3 separate regions of the Mus musculus genome follow, and regions 1 and 3 are each linked to region 2. A link is a loop called in an ENCODE intact Hi-C map of the cell type or tissue named here. Cell type or tissue: heart. All regions are shown on one strand.

Evidence for each region. Peaks named below come from ENCODE experiments on the same cell type or tissue, not always from the same donor. Only the 100,000 strongest peaks of a DNase experiment are listed, where the experiment ranks them.
Region 1: a loop joins it to region 2, with 3 times the contacts of the local background. A loop is called at or near these places in 3 of 42 quality-filtered maps.
Region 3: a loop joins it to region 2, with 6 times the contacts of the local background. A loop is called at or near these places in 2 of 42 quality-filtered maps.

Annotation. Positions count from the first base shown.
Region 1 is chr6:5,495,114-5,497,613 of GRCm38, forward strand. It overlaps Pdk4 (pyruvate dehydrogenase kinase, isoenzyme 4), which reads right to left and starts at 1,165. Exons shown (of 11, transcript NM_013743.2): 1 at 920-1,165. The coding sequence starts at 1,049. In heart, no CTCF peak of the experiment used is centred here; a DNase peak (open chromatin) is centred at 1,438; H3K4me3 peaks cover 1,916 bases; H3K27ac peaks cover 1,775 bases.
Region 2 is chr6:5,297,294-5,299,793 of GRCm38, forward strand. It overlaps Pon2 (paraoxonase 2), which reads right to left and starts at 1,047. Exons shown (of 9, transcript NM_183308.3): 1 at 919-1,047. The coding sequence starts at 992. In heart, a CTCF peak has its summit at 1,172; DNase peaks (open chromatin) are centred at 138, 478 and 1,078; H3K4me3 peaks cover 1,445 bases; H3K27ac peaks cover 1,447 bases.
Region 3 is chr6:4,002,744-4,005,243 of GRCm38, forward strand. It overlaps Gng11 (guanine nucleotide binding protein (G protein), gamma 11), which reads left to right and starts at 1,244. Exons shown (of 2, transcript NM_025331.2): 1 at 1,244-1,668. The coding sequence starts at 1,573. In heart, no CTCF peak of the experiment used is centred here; a DNase peak (open chromatin) is centred at 1,378; H3K4me3 peaks cover 1,542 bases; H3K27ac peaks cover 1,938 bases.

The DNA.
Region 1 (2,500 bases), 200 kb after region 2:
TAACTACAGTTAGCTTAGTGCTTATAGACACTTTAAAGCTAGATCTTTAGTGCCTTTTTCTTTCTGTCCAATTTCACCCCCTTTTCACTTTTTAAGAGTGACCAATATAGGTGAAATACTGTTTATTTTCTTTATGAAAAGAAAAAAATAAGCCCACGGTGGAGAAATCAGACCACTCTCCAGTTATTTCTATGCGTGAGTCCAGGGCCTGTACCACAAACTCAATAACACACCCTTAATGAGTATGAACCTGAAAGGGTCTGGGTAGAAGGAGACAGAGGCCTTTCCAGACTAGCAACAAACAATACCACATTGACATCTTGAAATGTTCCATATGCCACCGCGGAAGAAAAGGAGTAACTGTCTTTTTTTTTTTTTTTTTGTAGTAGTAGTAGTAATGTAAATACTTGTAAAACAATAAAGGAGAAATAGTAAAGATGCCTGCTAGGCATGCCAAGAGATCAGCGGGGTGTGTGTGGAGGCGGGGAGTATGAGTTTAAATCTGTATCTATCAATCTAAGGTAAGTTTGTGTTATTAGGAAATTGGGAAGAAAGGAGTTAGTTTAGCTTCTAGTCCATTATTAAAATGGTGGCTGAAAGGATATATATATATATATATATATATATATATATATATATATATATATATATATATACACACTCAAATGATCTAGACAGTGAGAAGAGAAAAGTAGATTCGAAGTTGAGCATCAGTATGGTTACAAGTGACTTAGCCTTTCTGGTACAAACTGTCAGAAAGTAACCAAACTAGGAAAACAGGTGCACAGCCTTTTGAGAATCCCGAGTTCTTCGGTCAAAGAGACCTCAGTCGTCCTAGCCCTGAACTCAGCCCTTCCCATCCTGGGGCCTCCCCAGCCTCAGCGCCACCCTCCTGGGCCCTGCGTCGCCCGCCTCTCACCAAAGTCCAGCAGCTGCTTCATGGACAGCGGGGACGGGCTGTAGCGGGAGAACAGCTCGACCTCCCTGGGGACCAGGCTGGCGCTGCTCAGCGAGCTGGCGCTGCGCATCACGAAGCGGGCTGCCTTCATCCTGACGCCCACCTAGGCTGGCGGTGGTTAGGATCCGTAGGGTTGGCGAGGGCTGCGGGTCAGGAGCGCGGTCGAGAGGGAGCAAGTGCGTTGTGGTCCCAGGGTCCCGGGTGCTCGAGCCTGGGTGAAGGGTTGACACTTGGGTCTTCCCACCACCCGATGTCTTGCCTTTTATCTACCTCCACGCCCTCTCCACAACTCCAGCCAGGAGGAGGCTCTGGGACTCTGAACTTGGGGCCACACCAATCAGCTCAGAGAAAGAACTTTGGGCTCCTCCCTTTGGCCGCGGTCACTAGAAAGGCCTGGCACAGTGATCCCGACACGGTTTCCATGGCCTGCAAGGGGCAAAGGGTGAGAGGGAGGAGGGTTGGGGTGGGATAGGGGGAGCAGCCACAGCAGGCATCCGGGATGACGTGGGCCCCCTTGGGATAGATCCCAGGTCGCTAGGACTTCAGGCCCGCCCAGACTTGTCCTTGTTTACAACTCCAGAGCCATCTCAATGTCACGCATTCCTAGCCAGAAACTGTTTCCAAGAATCTCACCGCGGAGCGTGCATTGGTGTTCGCTCAGAGCGGGACTTTTACAGTAGCCAATCATCTGCTTACTAAAGTATGGGCTTCTTTGCCATTGGACCTCGAAAGCAAGGACCACCCTACAGTTTTATCCACTTTCTTCTTAGCGAACAGCTCAAGTTTAGAAACTGCCTAAATAGGCTTATTATTAATGTGGTGGAAAATCCCAGTTCACTTCTCTCCTGTAACACTTTCTACCTGTTAATTAAATGCAAACTAAAGAGCGATTTGCTGAGGGTTTGGCTGGCCCTGTAGTCCCCCTTCCCTGTCATTCCCCTCTTTCTCTAAGGCCTTCTAGTTTGCTCTTGACCGCCCTCCACTCCCCAGTCTGCTCCAAAAGCTCTTTCTTCATTGCGGCTGCCCTCCTTCCAAAAAGCAGCCTTTGTCACTAGCAGGCACCAGTAGCATATTTTAGTTATTTGGGCTCTTTCATTTCCCAGAGGCTCAGTGCATCCTACCCTACTTTGTTACTGCCCAATATTGACCTCCCTAATGACTGCTGTTGAAACATGCTAGCGGGTCATAACACTCTCATCCTAACCTCTCTCGTCCTCCCGTTCACTCTAAATGGACTGTAGAATGAAGCCAGTGTTTAGGGACGCTGTAACGACTTGGTTGCAAATGCAATGTAATGGGAACTACTAATAGTAATAAACTGCAAGGGCAGTTTGTTATCCAAGGCACCCTTAGCCTTCGACCCTTGCATATGAGGAGACTGGGGTGTTATGAAAGTCATAGATGACGGTGGGTGCACTCTTTGCATTTTCCCCCATGAGAGCTCACCCAGTCACAGGACTGATGTCTGATTTCTGCCTCTAGTTCAAACTCTGCCCCAGATTCCAGTGCTCTGCTGTTTAGTGGACTTGTGCAGGCACAGGT
Region 2 (2,500 bases):
ACATGGTGCTACTTGGACGTCAAGACTCCGGGAGATCCCAATATCCAGGCCCCGTTGCTGTGCCCTTCGGGCTTATTTGTACAATGCAAGACTCATAGCAGTTTGCTGCTAAACAACCAATGAGTGCCGGCGCTTCCCTTTTGCCTATTAGAGAGAGGCCCAGTGTGAAGCACACCCTTCAGACTTGCCCGCCTTCCTCATCTGAGTCTACGTTGCCTCCCAGAACGCCTACAGAAGACTGTCTTTTCTCTTTAACCCTATAAGGAGCTGAGTACTACTGTTCCGGAACACTTTTGCAAGAAGTTTATAAAGTTTGAATTGGTAACTTGAAAGTATGATGTCTACCCAGAACAAACAATCGCTCGCTCTGCTTCTGGGACTCTGGTCAATAAATAAGGAAATGATGTAAGAACAGTAGCTGTCTCTCTCAAGCGTCTTTGATCTCCAGCGCCAAGACGGAAACCCTGAAGTTTCACCAACTATTAATGCTGGGGAGGGATGGGTTCCGGCTGAGCAGAACAGCACCAGTGACCTAAAATGAAGCTGTATAATTAGAGCGTCCACGCATGAGTAATGGTTTTGTTTTCAAATTAAAGCACTGGGTTTGCCCTTGGGGAATTTGCAAAGCTCTCTCTTGTCAGCCTAGGCAGAGGAACCTCGGCACCAGCAAGCGCTGGAAAACTTTTTCCCAAAGTGTCTAGGTCTTGGTGGAAGTGGACTGGGTCGGTTAAACGGAGCACCGGTAGCTATCCGAAGTTCTTCCTTCCATCCGGTCCCCCCCCCCCCCCGAACTAAACAAGCTCTCTCTCCAGTTACCTCCCCCCCTCTCACCCCCTCCCACCCGCCGCGCGAGCGCCCCAATCAGCTCGGCGGTCCCAGCCTAGGGACTCCCGACCCGGGACCCTCGGCAGCACCTACCTGAGCGCTAGGAACCGCTCGCCCAGCAGCGCCAGCCCGATGCCCAGCAAACTCAGAGCCACCATCCGGCCCATGGTGCGGGACCGGCCCGCCGTCTGGCTCGGGCCTGACCGAGCAGCTCCGGACGCTGGGCCAGCTCCCCGCCCCGAGCGCGGAGCCGCGCCCGATCCCCGCCCCGAGCGCCGGCTCTGCAGCCCAGGCTCCGCCCGGCGCCTCGTCCTCGGAGCACATCCGCACATGCCCGCGTGGGAACCCAACTGAACTTGATTCCTTTCACAAACACCCCGCCAAGCCTCCGATCCTCGCGCAGCTGCACCTGCTCAGCTCCCTGAAAACTTTAGGGTGGCCTCTGCGGAGTTCCCTTAATTTAGTTAAGTTTGGGCTTGCTTTTTGCTGTTTTGGCCTGGTGTTTGAGGATACTTTCCCCCTCTGTTGTGTATAATTTTGGCTTTGAGAAGCTAGGAAACAAACTCAGGACTTTGTTCATATTAGGCTAGTACTGAGCCATATCTACAGTCATACACTAGTTTTGTTATTACACATACGTGTGTATAACATTTCTATATTTAAATATAAAATATATTTAGATAGTAATTATTAAACAACACAGAAAGTATATTATATATATATATGAAATCTATTAAAATTGTACTTTTAAATGTTCTTATTGTTTTGAACATAAGGTCTCATGTGGTCCAGGCTGGTAGGGAACTTCTGATCTGTCTACCTCCATATGCCAAGTTCTTGGGCCACTCAAGGCCCTGCCTAGAGTAATATGTTTTGCCTTAGTTCTTTATTTCATATGCATGGTTGTTTTGCTTGCATGTAAGTATATGCACCACATTCATGCCTGGTATCCACATAGGTCAGAAAAGGGTGCCCACTACACCAGGAAATACAGCCAGTGTTCTTAGTGCTGAGACATCTCTCTCGTTCAGACATTTTAAATATTCCTTTCCTTTTTTTTCTTCTTTTAGATGGGAAAAAAGTGGTTCTGGACAGGTCTTATATAAGAAGTTAGAGTTGGAATTACATCCTTTTATATTAAGATTTATAGCCAGGTGTGGTGACGCACACCTTTAATCCCTGCACTTGGGAGGCAGAGGCGGGTGGATTTCTGAGTTTGAGGCCAGCTTGGTCTACAGAGTGAGTTCCAGAACAGCCAGGGCTACACAAAGAAACCCTGTCTCGAAAAAAAAAAAACCAAAAAAAAAAAAAAAGATTTTAGACTAAAACACCACAAACTCGGGACTCACTGGAGTACTAATCAATTTTCTCTTCTTTCTCCCTTTTCATTTTAATACTTATTGATATACACTTATAAAAATATAAAGAGGGAGGGCACTCGTTGAGATTGCGACAGCTACTGGGTATAACTTGAAATCAGTTCCTAATTGTTCCCAGTGCTTAATTCCCACCTGCAATGTTTGCAGAAGCTACACAGTCAGTTCCCGGGGACCATCCTTTTCTGACAGTGTTTTGTTATTGCAGCTCGAGGTGACCTCAGATTTGAGGCTCTCTTGCCTTGCCCTCGTGAGGATTACCAGCAGATGCTGGCACATCAGGCCAGGTTTCTGTTTTG
Region 3 (2,500 bases), 1.3 Mb before region 2:
AGCAGCTCACTCTCTTCCTTCACTTCATAATTTTAAAATGGGAAAACAAAACATAAGTGAATTTTAGCTATGATGGCTCAGGAAGAGTTGGAAGGACTACCAAACAGCACTCATTAAATAGCCCATTGTTCTTTTCATCTTAATATATTCAGTGAGGACAGTCAGCAGAGCCTGGTGAGAAACTGCACAAACAAAGCTTGTGCTTACTAAACAATGATGGGTATCTAAGGTCAGGTACCCTGAAATATTCAGTTAATGGCTCCACTCTTCATCCACATTTAACTATGAGTTGGGAGGTTGTCTCTGGGAAGAACAGGGAGTCGAGTACTGCAAGGGCAGGTTTCCTACGTAAACGTTATATTTTACTTGTCCTTGAGCAGTATGACCAACGGAGCCAGTAAAGGTTGGCATTGCCTGCTTAAGTATGTCCCGGTAGACTCTCCTGGCTATCCAAGGCTGCTCTCTGTGAACCATGTTCTCATAATGTAGGGATTCTTCTGCTTCTAAGTGATTTTGCTGCTTACATCCAGGAAAGGAAGTCTGCCAGGAATTCAAAACGTTAAAAAGCAAGAAAACTGCCCCTTCGTGTAGAGGAGTATTCCCAAAACTTGCGGGGATGGAAGAAACTCTGGAGGGGATTTTGAGCCTCTGTTAGGCTTCTCTGGGTGTCCTCTATTCTCCCAGAGTTACGTCTTCCTTCCCCAAAAGTGAAAGCTCTATTATTGAGAAGCCAGATGGTCATTTAATGACAGGAAACACCCCGCATCTCAAACCACTTCTGTCCTCCAAACATATTTTTGTGAAAGGCCTTTTGAGCTTTTAGGAAACCACGTGGAATGTGTCAACACAATTCTGCTGTATACTTCTGAGACCTAGCTAGGTTCCATATTGCTCTTCTTTTCCTCCCCAATATCCACTTTCCCCACTACGTGTATGGAAAAGTTATATGCTGTGTATTTTTAAAACTTGGAGAGGTGAAGGATCTAAGGATCCTTAGTTATTTCCTGCTGAGTAGTGTTCCTTTCCTGGCTTTAAACAAAACCCGGATGTTAAGTTGGACACACACACACACACACACACACACACACACACAGAGAGAGAGAGAGAGAGAGAGAGAGAGAGAGAGAGAGAGAGAGAGAGAGAGAGAGAGAGAGAGAGAGAACAAAAGTAAAACTTCTGTCTCCAGCCCAGCAGCTCCCCCGGGCGTGGCAAGAGTCCTGTGGCAGTCCAGCCCAGAGCTGCGACCTGGTCCTGTTCCTGCAGGGTCTGCAGCCTGCCCAGAGCAGCCAGGAGGATGTCCCATATTTAGGCAGACTGCCTGGCTACAGGGCTGCTGCGGCCTGGAGAAGCCGCCCTGAAGTTGGTTGGAGTCTGGGAAAGGCCATCGGGAGCAGGCTTGGGCAGGAAGCCGAGCCCCCGGGGAGCTGGGAGCTGCGGTTCCCGAGCCAGTCACGTCCTGCGCGCGGGGGGCGGTAGCCTGGGCCCGCGGGTATTTGGGGAAGCGTCCCAGTTCTAGGCGCTTCCAGTGGCTCCCTTGCACAAGTGACTTCTGGGCCCAGTTCTGGGGCAAAGATGCCTGCCCTTCACATCGAGGATCTGCCGGAAAAGGAAAAACTGAAGATGGAGGTTGAGCAACTTCGCAAAGAAGTCAAGTTGCAGAGACAACAGGTAAGGTGGCTGGCTATTTCAGAATTCACTCTCAGAAATGCGCCAAGGTCAGGATTACTGGATTAAACGATGAGGGGTAGGGGTGGGTGTCTTTTTCTGGGAGCTTCTCTTTAAGGGGGCTCCACCTTCTAGATGATGTGGGGGAATCGCAAAAGGTGAGAAGAGCCAGGAACTAATAAGGAATCTAAAGCCAAATGTTATCAAGACAGAGTCCCAAACAGGGGAGACAACCAATCCCTTAAAGGGCAGCTGGCTTCCATTCTGGAAAGGACGGTGTATGATAGAATGTTTCTAAAACCACATTGAAAATCTCCCAACAATTTTAGCTTTAATTTTGCAAAGATCCTGACTCCATTGGGACTTGAGAGCACTGCCTGAGTTTCTGTTATTTGCAAATTGTATGCAATTTCCATTTTGTCTTGGAAGTGTGTTAAATGATTAATAGACTTTACTGTATTGACTTATAGACACATAATTACATTTATACTGTATGGGATATGGCTGCAAAGTAAAATAAATAAATAAATAAATAAATAAATAAATAAATAAATAAATGCAGGGTGTGGTGGTGCATGCCTGTAATTTTCAATCACTTAGGAGGTGGAGGCAGGAGGGTTAGGAGTTCCAGGCCACCCTGGCCAGTCAATGAAAAAATACCCAGGAGTGTTCACTGAAACTCCATGGAAAACTTGGAATTTTTACTTCAATTCTTTGTTGATAGTAAGCGCCTTGATTACATTAATCTTCTTTTCCCACTCTGTCAAGCAACCAGTCGTTTAGAAAAAAAAAAAACTTTTGGATAGCTTGTTCAATTTGAAGAAAAGTAATTTTT